Linked DNA regions of Homo sapiens: region 1 is linked to region 2. A link is a loop called in an ENCODE intact Hi-C map of the cell type or tissue named here. Cell type or tissue: tibial artery. All regions are shown on one strand. Each heading gives the region's core, and the rest is flanking DNA. Links, peaks and the distances in the headings are about the cores only. Region 1 holds the start of LOC124900277 (U8 small nucleolar RNA). Region 2 overlaps SHB (SH2 domain containing adaptor protein B).

Evidence for each region. A loop is a pair of places that touch in the nucleus more often than their neighbours do. Peaks named below come from ENCODE experiments on the same cell type or tissue, not always from the same donor. Only the 100,000 strongest peaks of a DNase experiment are listed, where the experiment ranks them.
Region 1: a loop joins it to region 2, with 2.5 times the contacts of the local background. A loop is called at or near these places in 7 of 110 quality-filtered maps.

Annotation. Positions count from the first base shown.
Region 1 is chr9:38,136,753-38,148,864 of GRCh38, forward strand. It overlaps LOC124900277 (U8 small nucleolar RNA), which reads left to right and starts at 10,676; the gene lies at 10,676-10,809. In tibial artery, for the core only: no CTCF peak of the experiment used is centred there; DNase peaks (open chromatin) are centred at 5,029 and 5,449; H3K27me3 peaks cover 129 bases.
Region 2 is chr9:38,003,886-38,006,385 of GRCh38, forward strand. The region is part of intron 2 of SHB (SH2 domain containing adaptor protein B); the gene reads right to left. Among named protein-coding and RNA genes, the nearest start is that of SHB, 64 kb to the right of the region's middle. In tibial artery, for the core only: no CTCF peak of the experiment used is centred there; no DNase peak of the experiment used is centred there.

The DNA of each region.
Region 1 (12,112 bases), core at 4,026-6,525, 140 kb after region 2:
CCACCCCCTCACCCAAGCCCAGAAGTGAAAACCACCCCTGGCCTCCATTCCAGTTACCCCTCCTTGCTGGCCAGGCTGTCTCTGTGGGGTCCCAGGAAAAAGTCGTGGGCAGGGGACAAGTGAGGAATAGGAATGGGCCACTCCTTTGGGGAGGAAACTCCACTGGGCTTGAGCTCCTGGAACCAAGGAGGACAGACTGGCAGCTGCCTGTTGGGATAGGTTCTTCGGAATTTCATGGAGTTCTTTAGAATGGAAGGCAGAGGGAGGAAAGCATCTGAGATTGGGTCCAGGGAAGAAGGAGCAGGGGCAATGGCAAAGGCCTCTTGTTGCCCCAGGTGGATGAGAAGGTATATTTGGGGACTCTTCCTACAGGGAGTCTTCCAAGCTTGACTTTAGGGTTCCTTGCAGCAAAGACCAAAGTCAGAATAAAAAGTCAGAATACACTTGGTTCACTCTGTCATTTATGGTCAGGATGCTTTTGGCTGTCACAGAAACCCCACTCAAAAAAGCTTAGGCCAAGGCCAAAGGGAATTATTGAAAAGATACTGGGCTTTTCCATGTCACGAAATCATGGAAAGGCCTTGCTCATGTCAACAGATCACGTCCCTATAGCTGAATGCAGCCAGGACTGTCTTTCATCTCTGCTTATCTTTGTGTCAGCTTTGCCTCTGATGGCTTCTTCCACACTAGAGGACACAGTGCTGACCACTCTCCAGTGTCCCACAGCTCAGAGCTTTATACCAAGAGACAGACGGTTCCTCTTTCCCCAGGTCCTATTGGGGAAATCCCTAGAAGGACTCAAACTGGCCTGGGCTGGGTCCGGCAGCCACCCATGGCCTGAACCGTGAGGTGTTGGGAACTGTCTGCAGAGGACAGAAAATCACAGTGAGTCTGGGAACCTCTTTCGAGGGAGCCCTCTCTAGTTAATTTCTTTAGAATGTTTGTTAATGTCTCCTACATGCCACACCTGGCCATAGCTGAACTGTGAGCAGCCTCAGATTTAGGGTGACCACAGTTTAACAGAGGAGCAAAGCACAAGATAGTAAGTTCTTCAGGCCTGAAAGAGAGCAGATATGGTGCTCTGGGAAGACAGTGATTTTAGAATCAGGTGGAGAGAGCAGAATGTCCAAAAGCTTGGGGGAAACTGTGAGCTTCTAGCTCACTGGGAAGGCAGCAGGCGATGAGACTTGGGAACAAGGCTATGGAGCTTCAGATTTGACCTAGAGACAGGGGGAGCCATAGGAGGCAGGGAGGGGATGGGGTCAGACTTGTCCAATTATGTCCTATAGAGCCTAGTGCTATGTTGGACATCAAGTTGCTAAGTGGCCCTGTTTTAGGAATTCCCTTTCAATGATGTGTGGAGAGGAGAGCCTGAGATTGCAGACAGGGGAGTGGATGGGTAGGAAGCCACAGGCATATCCTAGGGTAGTCTCAGCACACCAATGCACAATTATGGAAACACGATTATTAGCAGAATTGAGCTCCTTTGTTTTGTGCAGTTATGGGAGCCAGGAGACAGCCACTACTCTATAAGAAAGGGAAAAAAGATTGCTCTGTGAAACTGAATTCATCAGCTGAAGAAGCTGCATTTGGTCTAATTCTAACATTTCACTCAGCTTTCCTTCTCTGGCCCTACTCTTCAAAACCTTCCGGTCCTCCAGAGTAGGCTGTTCCCACCGTCAGCAGCATAGAAGAATGCAGAACAAAGTTCTGCCTCCCTAAGGCAAGGAGGAAACTCTTGTCAGGCAGGAGAGCACTTGAGGACCTGGGGGAGGAGGGCAGAAGAAGGGCGGACACAGGGATTCTGGCTTCCCTCCCCGGGGACAGGAAAAACACAGGGCATCTTCCTGGAACATCAATTGTTATCAAAGATTTCAAGAGAAAAAAATTCATAAATCATTTTAATACTAAGATCAGATGGATATATTATGGAGTAGAATGCAAGTTTTGCATGCTTTTAAAAAAATTATGGTAAAATACACGACAAAATTTTACCACCTTAACCATTTTAAAGTGTTCAGTTCAGTGGTGTTAAATATATTTCCATTGTTGTGCAACTGTCACGACCATCCAGTTTTATAACTCTGCTATCTCGCAAAACTCAAACTCTACCCACAAAACAATAACTCCCTGTTCCCCTTCCTCTCATCCTTTGGCAAACACCATTCCACTTTCCTTCTCTACGAATTTGACTACTCTAGATGTCTCATAGAAGTGGAATCATACAATACTTGTCTTTTTATGACTGGCCACTTTTGTTTAGCATAATGTCCTCAAGATTCATCCGTGTTGAAGCAGGTGTCAGGATTTCCTTCCTTTTAAGTTGGAATAATACTCCGCTGTGTGTACGTATGCCACGTTCTGCTTATCCATCCAGCCATAGGCGGACATTTGGGTGGTTTTCCCTTTTGGCTGTTGTGAATAATGCTGCTATGAACACGGGTGCATAAATATCTGTTCAAGACCCTGCTTTCAACTCTTTTGGGTATTTACCAAGAAGTGGAATTGCAGGATCATGTGGTGTTATAATTCTTCAATTCTTCCTCTTTTTTTTTTTTTTTTGAGACAGAGCTTCGCTCTTGTTGCCCAGGCTGGAGTGCAATGGTGTGATCTCAGCTCACTGCAACCTCAGCCTCCCAGGTTCAAGTGATTTTCCTGCCTCAGCTTCCTGAGTAGCTGGGATTACAAGTGTGCACCATCATGACTAGCTAATTTTTTGTGGGGTTTGTTTGTGGGTTTTTTTTTTTTTTTTAATTTTAGTAGAGACGGGGTTTCACCACATTGGCCAGGCTGGTCTCAAACTCCTGACCTCAGGTGATCTGCCCATCTCGGCCTCCCAAAGTGCTGGGATTACAGCGTGAGCCACCACGCCCAGCTGGTATTATAATTCTATGTTTAATGTTTTTTAGGAACCACCACACTGTTTTCCGTAGTGGCTATGCCATTCATTACCCTCAACGTGCATGTATCTTCCATATTCTCACTAACACTGGCCATTTTCTGTTTTTCGATACTAGCCATCTTAATGGGAGTGAGGTTTTAGCATACATTGTTAAAAGGAAAAGACATATCTCACCTCTGATGGCTGCTTTGAGTCTCATTCTCAGAGCCTCAGGGCTTTCAGAGCAGAAAGAGAAAGCATCCCAAGCCTGGGTGCAGCACTTAGTGGGTCTGCAGGAGTCGCTTACCCTTCTCCTCCTGTTCTTTGCAGCTTGCTTTCACAGCCTTGAGGGCAGGATAGGCCACACATAAGTGTGACATGCAGCAGAATGAAATGCCTTTTATCATCAAGAGTCACAGCCTTAAGCTCAGAGGACTGGGAATCTCTCCCACAATCCGGAAGGCAGGACATCCAGAAGGCAGCTTCATGGAGGAGTGAGATCAAGCTGGGCAGTGAAGGCAGAGAGGACTTTTCAGGTAGGAAGTGGTCTTAGAGGAGAAGAAGGCTGCACCTGAGCAAAGGCCTGTAGGTGGAGAGAAGGAAAAGGGTTTTTCCTTCTTAGTTACACAAGCAGGTTTGAAGGATTCCAGCGGGCTCTGGACTTACCCCTATCCTCCCTACCCCACCAGCCTAGTTGAGCCTTCCTCTCAGTAAGGGATGCCAGCGTCTTTTGGCTCCTTCTCCAGCCCTCCAGATCACCCCCTCTTTCTCGAAATGCTTTCCTTGCCTCCTTGACACCTGGCTCTTTCTATTTTTCTCCTCTCCTTAGGCTGTTTCTCCTTGTCTCCGCCAATTCTTCTTTCAGCTCCTGAAGAGTTTCCAAGGGAGAGGACTTGGCAGCTGTCTGCATATGATGTCCTTGTGCAAACCTGCGATTGAGATCCCAGGGAAGGGGCTGTCAGCAGTTGAAGGGGTGACTAGCCCTGTGAATGTACGCTTAAGTTTTGGTGCCTTCTGGATGTCCCCAGGCAGGAATCTCTGCCTTCTCACCTCCTTTACCCTAGATAAGGCAGCCTTTCAGCTGAGCTGAATTGATTCAAGCTCTCAAAGTCATCTGATTAAGGGGACAGTACCTGATGGCATCAAGCAAAGGTGTCAGGGGTCTTGTGATGGAGACAGACACGAGTTCGCCCGGCACCCACACAAAAAGAGGAGAGCTGGATTTGGGAAGAGGCAGTTATAGTCACTGTGAAAGGCAGTGTGGGAGATGCACCTCATTGCTACGGGAACTCAGAGGAGGAAGACATCAATCCAGCTTTGAGGTGAGGCTTCAAGTAGACTTGACAACCTAGCTGGGGAGATGAGCTGTATGAATCCACACATGGAAACTAACCAAAGGCATATGTTCTCAGAGGCATCAGAGTTACAAATAAGTTCTTTGAGTATCGGAAGAAGAAGGCATTTTTATCCTACTTGGGAATGAAGGTGGCACCACAATTTCCTGGATGGAGTGAATTTGATCCATGCCTTGGCAGGATGGAAGCAGAGACGAGGTGGAAATAGAATGACTAGGGAAGAGAGTGAGTGGAATCCCAGGGCAGAAATGCATGCAGTATGTCCAGTGAGCAGTAGATGATCCAGGGTGGTTGGAGCCTTTTGGTGATGGGGAGCCATAGAAAGTTCTTGAGGAGTAGGGTGATGGGCTTGGAGGTGTGCAGTGATTGGCGAGTTGCTTCTCATAGCAGTGTTGGGACTGCCATTAGCTGAAAGTATTAGGTTTGGGAAAGGTGAAATCCAATCTGCATGGACTCATCAGCAATGATTTCTGGGCTAGTGAAGGGGGAGGAAGTCTAACCCTTTGGAAAGCACTTGCTTGAGGCACTGATGCACAGCTCCTGCATAGCGGATCCTCAGTCTTTCTAAAGATGCCGTTTTAACCTAGTTTCCTGGAACTCGTACAACTGAATACAGTATTTGATGTTTACAAAATTGAATTGGAAAATCTCAAACAAGGCAGAAAAAGCTATTATTTCAAGCTTTCTGTTGGCTCTGTTTTAGCTTGTGTGTCTAGTGGCTGGAGAGGCTGGGAAAAGACCGTGGTGGAGGAGCTAGGTGGCTGGAGGCAGGGAAGACAAAGGATTCAGTTCTGGACGTGTTGAGGCTGAGATTCATGGTGGCTTGCAAGTGGAGATATCCAGCAGACTGTCGTGCTTATAAATTTGAAGCTTCGGATAGTGGTTTAGGAGTATATTAGCCAGCATTCTTCTAGTTATGAGTCATAATCCTAACTTTAACTGTCTCAAGTCAGAAAAGCAATTTATTGGCTCTTGTTAGTGGAAAGTCCAGGGGTTGGTTGGTTCTGATGTTAGGCATGGCTGGACCTAGGGGTTCAGTGATGTTTAATGATGTCAGTTATAGCCTGTCTGTCCATCTCTCTGTCTCTCCGCATCTCAGTTCTGCTGGGCTGTATTTGGCTTCATTCTGCATGTAGGTTCTCTCCACCAGATAAGGCTTAGTGTCTCCAGGGGAAAGAGGCTAATTTCTGCCAGCAGCAGAGTTCTGGGGGAACTCTGATTGGCCTGGATCAAGAATGAATAAGAGTGCCCCAGTCCTAAAGTTAGAGGACAGGGCCATTGTGATTGGCAGTTCCCCTGTGACCATGTGGAATTGAGAATGAGCAATTCCCCAAAGCAGAAGTGAGGTGTCATTCCTAGGAATGTATGCTGGATCAAGAAACAGTACAGCATCCACAGGCTGTGTCAGGGTGTCTTCACTACACAAGTGAGGATTCTGCAGCACAAATAGATGAGATCATCTAGGGAGACTGTATATAGATAAGAGAGAGAAGGGCTAGAGCTTAATCTGCCAGAGTTCAGGGAGGAGACTGGCCAGGAAGAGGCTTCCAGGAGCTGGGAGAGTCTGGAAGGGTCCAGGGTGATCCAAGCCTCAGGAGGAGATAATGAGGAAGTAATCCTCTTCAGAGAGCTCCAGTGATATGGTAATGGAAAAGTAATTTTACAACCGAGTGACTGGAGAGCTTGGAAAAAGCTGGGGACAAGGGGGTGATGGGATGGAAGCCAGCTTGGAGGGGCTATGAAAGGAACAGGGAGTGCTGGAGCCAGAGAGGTTGCTGAGTTTTTGTTTTTGATTTAATGAGGAGACACCTGATGTGTTAATGCTCAAGGGAGAGGATGAAGTTTGGGGAGAGGGAGGGGATTCTGGAGTAGATGGCAGGGCTGGAGTTAAGGACAGAGGCAGCAGGATTACCTTTGTCTCCACAAGACCCTGCTGTATACAGCTGCATGACATGCACAGCAGAGTCCATCTTGTTCACTTAATATTATATGCATTTCCCATTTGCAATGTAGTATTCATACTTATCTTTTAAAGTTAGTTTTTAAATGACAAAAGCAACACATGCATATGGTAAAACAAAATGCAAACAGTTCAGAAGGAATAAAAGATGAAAATGAAAGTCTTCTCCATCCTCCCTCAGCCTGCCTTCCTGTAGGGAAACTGCTTTTCATTAGTTTCTTGGGAATTCTTCCCAAAATTTTTAATGCATATACAAGCATATATGTGCATATATTTTAAAATAGACAAGTGGGATCCTACTGTGCATACTGTTCTGCACCTTGCTTTTTCACTCAATGCTGTATCTTGGAGATACTTCCTTATTAGCATATAGAGAGAGCTCACTCCCTTTCAAGAGCGGGATGCTGTTCTGTTGTGGGGATGGAGTAGGGCTTGTTCGACAGTTCTCTACTATGTGGACTTTCTATTGTTTCTAATCTATTGCCATTAAAAAGAATACTGCAATATACCTTTTAACATACTTATTTTTGTGCACAGGTGGAACTATTTTTGTACATAAAATTCTTAGGAATGGAATTATCGGAGTTAAAGAATATATACATTTAGAAGTGTGATAGGCAATGCAAAACTGCTCTTCAAAGAAGTCACATACATGTGAATATTTTGGAGCTTAAGTAGGAGATACACAGGTGTTTGTTATATTACTGCCCATATTTTTTGTATGCTTGGATAGTTTACCCACATATGCACAAGAAGTCACAATATTTACACTCCCACAAACAGTAAATAAACATGCCCTCATTTTCCCAAAAGGACATTAATGAGATTTTAAATCTTTGTCCATTTGAAGGGTGGAAAATGGTATATCCCTATCACTTTAATTGCATTTATTTAATCATGAGGGTGGCTGATCATTTTTTCAGTAAATTGCTTTTGCATTTCCATTAAGTCATACTTTAATGCCTACAGACAGTTTCATTTTATACATGTGCCTTAATTTACTTAACTCTCTTCTTGTGGGTTATTTATATGGTTTCTGAACAACTGTGAATATCTTTGTACGTGAAGTTTTTTCTCTTCTCTTTTTTGAGTTTTTTCTTCAGTGTACCATTCCAGAAGATGAATTGCTGGGTCAACAGTGTGAACATTTTTATGACTCAATATATATTGTCAAACTGCTTTCTCAAAGGGCAGTACAATACACAGTACCCCCAATTTTATTATTCTCTTCTCAGGATTAGGTATTGTAAATACAAATTAATTATTTTCTAATTTTATAGGTAAAAATGAGGGCTTAATTTCATTTGTATTTTTCTTATTCCCAGTGAGGTTGAATATTTTAATATGTTTGTTTATTAATTGCATTTCACCTCTCTGAACTGTCTTCCTTTCTGCTCATTTACTGATAGCACATTCTTATACAAAGGAAATAAGATGATATCTTATCAGGGAAACCTCTTTCCTCAGGCCCTGTGACATTCTGGGAAATTATTGACTGATATCAGATTATCAAAGTCAATCTTTTACATGAGAAAACTGGGGAGGGAGTGATTGAAAAGACTTAGGCGATACAGAGTGAAGACAGATGGGAGAACTGAATGAGTTAGACTCTAGGTAATGATGTGGGTTGCAGATATGAGGGAGGTGGGAAAGAATTTATGAGTCAGGATGGAAATTCCTGGGTAGCATAGAGAACATGGAGGGCTCAGGGTTCTCCACCTCTCAGCTTCCAAATGGAGCCCTCTGGGTGACCCGGACAGCAGTGGCTGGGTTTCAGAATGCCGACCTGGATGTTATCATTTCTGCCATGTGCTGCAGACTTGAAAACAGATTGGACCGAGGAAGGATTTTGCTTAAGCTTTGGGTGAGCAGTTACTGAGCACCGTCCCCTTCTTTATCCAGACAGCCATTTAGTTTCACCATTGTTAAACAATCTCTGTTATTTAATTTGATATCTAGATTCATTGGTATTATACTTTCTATTTCTTTTATTACTAATTTTCATAGATTTCTTTGATCACTTCATATATATATGTATACACATATGTATATATATACACACGTGTATATATATATACATGTGTAGTATCGATTCCTACTATTTTATTACTGTTCATACCTTCATTTCTGTGTGTGTGTGTGTGTGTGTGTCTGTGTGTGTGTATATTCACCTCTTTTGGGGGGAATTGACTGTTCATATTCATTTTTCTTTCTTTTGGATATTATTTTATTCATTTTCAAGTAATCTTTATATATTAAAGTTATAAGATTGTCATATTTTTCACAACATTATTTTTAATTTATTTGCGTTTAATTTTGTTTGTTTCTTTCACTTTTTTTATTTTTCTTTTGAGATGGAGTCTCACTCTATCACCCAGGCTGGAGTGCAGTGGTGCAATCTCGGCTCACTGCAACCTCTGCCTCCCAGGTTCAAGTGATTCTCCTGCCTCAGCCCCACCACGCCCCACCATGCCTGGCTAATTTTTGTATTTTTAGTAGAGACGGAGTTTCACCACTTTGGCCAGGCTGGTCTCGAACTCCTGATCTCAAGTGATCTGCCTGCCTTGGCTTCCCAAAGTGCTGGGATTACAGGCTTGAGCCAATGCACCTGGCATCACTTTTTGTTACTGAAATGCACAATCGAGCTTGTCTAATCTGTGGCCCACGGGCTGCATGCAGCTCAGGACAGCTTTGAATGTGGCCCAACACAAATTCCTGAACATTCTTAAAATATTATGAGATTTTGTTTGTTTGTTTTTAGCTCATCAGCTTTTGTTAGTGTTAGTGATGGCGGTGGTGGCCTGGCTGCTGCCATGATACTGGCTGCAGTGGGGGCGGGGTAGCCAGGGCTGCCCGCTCCACAGAGCCAGTGAGAGCTGGGAACAGGCAGAAGCCCTGCCCGCTTCCAAGTTGGAGGTGTGAGAGCCCCACCCTACTGGGGCAGCTGGAGCTGCCCAGCCATGGCTGCAGACCCAGGCCTCTCTGCACTCTAGGGGCCCAGGAAGTCCCCTGTCCCTGAAGGCTCTGAAGTTACTGCTCCTGCTGCCTGGCCTCTCCCACTCCCAGCATCCACTCCAATTTTGGAGCAAAGTTGTGGCTGAGCCCAGGTGCTGTCATGACCCAGCTGGGTGTGTGCACACTTAGGGCAGTGCTAACACGCCAGCTCCCTGCTGCTTCAGCCCCCTCCAGACTTTGAATGCAGATGAGCAGGGGAGAGAGGCCAAGGCAGGGATAAGGGTGGCTAGGGCATGTCTGCAGGCACCCCTCAGCATGAACAGCCTGAGCACTGTGGGCACCGTGGATGGCAGGTTAATGGCAGCAGGAGACAGACAGGCTCCTGGGCAGAAAGGGGCGTGTCCCTGATGAAACCCCCGCTTCAGGCCAGGGACAGCCTGGGGTCCAGGCTGCCAGTTCTGCCGACCACAGTGAGAACTTTTGGTGCTTTTTCTGGGTCTGCCCATGGCTGCCCATGGACCAATCAGCACATACTTCCTCCCCTCTGAGGCATGTAAAAACCCCAGACTCAGCCAGACTTGCACAGATGACCTGTCTGCAGAGAGGAGCTACCCACTGTGGGTCTTCTCTCTGCTGAGAGCTGGACACTTGTTGGGATGACCTGCCTGCAGACAGCTACCCACTGCGGGTCTCCTCTGAGCTGTTCTATCACTCAATAAAGCACTTCTTCACCTTGCTACCCTCCACTTGTCTGCATACCTCATTCTTTCTGGATGCAGGACAAGAACTTGGGACCTGCTGAGTGGCAGGGCTGAAAGAACTGTAACACAGACAGGACTGAAACATGTCCTTTGCTTGCCACATTGCGGAAGATGAGAGGGAGAGAAGAGAGAAGGAGAGAAGAGTTTCAGCCCTTTGGGGATCCCAGACCTACGAGCTCCTTGAGCCAGGGCTGTGACACCCTTTTTGGAGTTCTGCAGTTCTTGGAGTCTCCAAGCTTCCAGGCACCACCATGTTCCCCAGTGCCAGCCATAGAAACTGCTTGCAGTACGCCTGGTCCAGCTGTAGCCTCGCAGGGAACCGGCACCCATGCCAGTGCCTGGAGCTGCCTGCCCTGCCGCAGCTGGAGTGCCTGGCTGTGTGCAGCAGCCAGACCTCACGTTCACTCACTCACATACCCCTTATCACTCTGCACCTGAATTGCCCTTGGCAGGCGTGGGATCCAGGCTTTTCGTGCAAGGTGAGCAAAGCCTGCCAGGCCAAGTGGGCAGAACGAGCCCAGTGGGCCCAAGCAAAACTCAGGCAAAGGTGCCACAGAGGTTTCCAGCCAGAAAAGTGACACCCCAAGGATCCTGTGACAATAGTGTATTTTATGTGTGGCCCCAGACAATTATTCTTCCAGTGTAGCCCAGGGAGACCAAAAGATTGGTCACCCTGACATAGAGCTTAAGTGTAAGTTTCATGAATTCTGACAAATGCATATACCTGTGTAACCCACATTTCTATCAAAATATATAATGCTTATCGATGGGTGGGATAATCCTTACCTGTTCCTCGTTTTGGAGGGCAGATAGAACATGATGATTGGAGATGCATGAAATGTGATTAATGCCTCTGCCTAATCAGGACTTGCAACACCCTGAGTACTCCTCTCTGATTCTTCAGGACAATCACTACTTTGAAAGAAAAAAATGAACATATATATAAATATTTCTATTACCCTAGAAAGTTTCTCTGTGCTCTCTTCCAGTCCAATCCTCACCCTCCCACTGCTCTGCCAGAGGCAACCACTGCTCTGATTTCTATCACCATAGATCAGTCTTGCTTGTTCTAGAATTTCATGCAGGTGGAATTGTAAAGCATGGCCTTTTCTGTGTCTGGCTTCTTCCACTCAGCATGATGTGTTTGAGATTTACCCATGTTGTCACAGTTGATGTGCTCTTCCTTTTTATTGCTTAGTGATATTCCATTGTATGAACATAGCACAGTTTGTTTATTCATTCTCTGGTGGGCCAACGTTTGGGTTGTCTCTAGTATTTAGCTATTATAAATAATGCTCCAATGAACACTTTCGTACAAGACTTTTTGTGGACATATTTTTTTGGCTAAATATCTAAGAATGGTTTGCTGGATTATATGGCAAGTGTACATTTAACTTTTTTTAGAAGCTGCCATACTGTTTCCTAAAGTGATTGTACCATTTAACACTCGCCCCAGCAGTGTATGAGGTTCTAGTTTCTCCATATCTTGCCAACATATGGTGCTATAAGTTTTTTAAATCTTAATCATTCTAGTGGTCTGTAGTGGCATCTCATTGCAATAATGATTTTCATTTCCTTGATGACTTAGGATGTCAAACTCTTTTTCATGTGGTACATTTGACATAGAGACTTTAAGTTTTATGTAGTTGAATTCATTAACCTTTTCTGTTATGAATTTTATTGACTTTATACTGAGAAATCCTTCTTTTTTTGGTAGAGATGGGGTCTTTCTATGTTGCCCAGGCTGGTCTCAAGAGATCCTTCTACCTCGGCCTCCCAAAGTGCTGGGATTACGGGCAGAGAAATCCTTCTTAATACCCAAAGCTAGTAAATATTTTTACTTTTATTTGCTTCTAGCCCTTTATTGGTTAAACTCTTAAACATTACACTCTTTAATCTACCTGTATTTTGTTTTAAATTGTAAGAAAACTATTTGTCCTCAGGAACTTAACCAACTAGACTGTATATTGAATAATAACTTCTTCCTTTCTTCACCTATTTGATCTACCACATTTATCTTAAACCAACTTTTAACCTATCATTGGGTCTATTTCTATGATCCTGTTAGTGTTGATTTTTCCACCAATAGTACAGTTTCAATTATTAGGATTTTAGAGTTTATCAGGTAAGCAAGTCTACCTTCATTACTCTTTATTTCTTCAAAAATTTCTTTGCAATTTCAGCTCATTTACTTGTCTCC
Region 2 (2,500 bases), core at 1-2,500:
CTGGTTCCCAATTGTGTGGGGTGGTGAGGCTGTTGCTGGGGGCCTCCTGGCTCCAGGCCTCTGCTTCTGTTACTGGGGAGGGCAGGAGCTGGCCCGGGGGATCTATCTCAGGCCCATGTGCTTCCCTCAGCCCAGGGTCCATCCGGCCCATTGACTGCCTGCCCTGCTCCTGCCTGGGCTTTGGAACACAACTCCCAGGTTCCTGGAGGTGCTCCCAGGCCCCCAGCTGTTGCGGAAGCCTCTGCTCCAGGTTTCTTACTGGAAAATGGAAACAACCCAGGCGCTCCCTCCCTGGGCCTTAGGGAGGCTTAGGAGAGATGCTGTGAAGGGCATGAGAGCACAGGGCTTCAGTAAACACCACCTGAGCAGAAAACTGAATGCCAGCTGGCCTGGTTCTGCCTTGAGCCACAGGCACCTGGGGAAAGCAGCAGATCGGGAGCCTGAAGCATGCAGAGGCTTCTGGGGAAGGTGAACCTGAGCTGCTGGGGGCTGCGTGGGACTCGGAAGGGAAGGGCCGCGGTGGAGCTGAGTGAATAAAGATCTGCTGAGGAGGTGGGCGCCCCCCAGCCCACCCTCCCAGGGCTGTGCTGGCAAAGGTGGGGGGACCAGGCCAGAGGTGTTCTGAACTGGGCAGCAAGAGGCTAGAGCTGAAGGCAGGCATGATGAAGGCCATTCACTTCAGGAAGTTGAGGACTCCAGAACCCAGCCTGAGGGGCAGAGGGTGGGGAAGGGGGACCCAGGGGCCAAGAGAGGCCCACTAGGGCAGCATGAAGACTTGGAAGGCCCCCGACCTGGTGAGGAGTTGCCAGAGAGGGTAGCTTCACGGAGGGCTGTGTGGCTGGGGGCACGGGCACATGAGTGCATGTGCCAGCGTCCACGCAGAGACTCGAGGCTTAGCAGATGGGAAGGAACACGGCCACAGGCCAGCAAGTGAGAGATCAGCTGAGGTGCCAGGGACAGGATACACACTGCCCCATTGGCCAGGGCAGAGGTGAGCCGGCCCAGCAGGCATGAGACCCAGTTCTGGGAGCTGAGAGATTTGTGGGGGATGTTTACTCACCATGTGCACACATCATTCCACCAAAACCAGCAAGTTCTGGATGAGGGGACATTCTTCACCAGAAAGTTCCAGGCCAAAACCTCAAACACAGGGCACCGACAGTCTGAGCACAAGACACCCTGGCCCCGGCCTGTCCTGTCATCCTGCCCTCCAGGGGTTCCCAGTCTAGCAGATACATCACAGTGGACATGGTGAGGGCTGTGACGGCATATGGACAGAATGGGGTGACGTGGGCAGTAGGAAAAGAGAGGCCCAAAAGTTGAGGCTTGGGCTTGGGAGACGGCCCCTCTTTCGGTGCTTTAAGGTGGCCAGGTACAATTACACGCCTATACCCTGAAAGGGAGAGTGAAGAGGTGGCATTTTATTTCCTTCTGCTCAGCTGCCTGTTTTGGAAAAGGACCACAGCCAGCCCTCACTAACCACAGGAACGCAAACGGGCCAAGCTGGCTGAAAGGGAGAAGGCAGGACTCTCCAGGAGATGGGGAAGAGCACTGAACCTGAGGCACCGGCTACATTGCCGCCACCAAGGGAGGACTCAGACCTGCTGTTACTCAGCATCCCTCCCTTGCATCACCAGGCAGTGATCCCTGTAGGGAGAAGGGGCCAGAAGTCCTGTCAGCCACCAGGACTCAGCTTTCTCATCTGCAAAATGGAAATCATCTCATCTGCTTCCTCTCGGAGCCTTAGGGAGAGTCCTGGTATCATATATAAAAGGTACCCTTTAAACACAGACTGCTGTCATCTCTGTAAGTTTCCAGAAAGCCAGCCTGAGCCCTACTTAGAGGAGAGTACTAATTAATTAGTCAAATAATAGGGTGTGGGGCAAATCACGGAATCTCCTCCTTCAGGCTTCTGAAAGGCAGGAACTGTGGCCGGCTGTCTCCTTGGCCACTCCCTGCATACTACTCCTCTCCCCAGACCAGAAACACAGGCCAGGACTTCTCATGGTGGCCCCCAGGTCCCTGGAATAGTTTGGGGCCCTCCTCTGATCTGACTCCAGCACCTTCCCTAACACATGAATGCATTCAATCTCTCCCAAGCACCTAGCTGGCTGCTCCCACCTCAAAGGTGACCACATCTCAACTCTGACTCCTCCCCAGGAACCTCCCTTCCCTACTCAGATAGGACAGGCCCCATCAGGTGACTGACTTTCCCATCCTCCCACTAACAGAGGACCCCACTGGTGGTGTCATCCCACCCTCTCCTCTCCCTTCCACACAGCACCCACTGGCTGGTGGGCCCTTCCACCACACCTACCCTGACTCCACAGCACCTGACCTGGCCTAGATGATTGCTATAGCCTCGGAACCATAGAACCTGTCTCCCTGCCTCTTGCTAGGCGCTGCAAGATTCCATCCCACACTCCCAGGCGGGCCTGTTTTCCTAAATGACTTCCTAATCGTGCCACACCCCTGCAGTGTGGGTTTCCGCAAGGTTTCC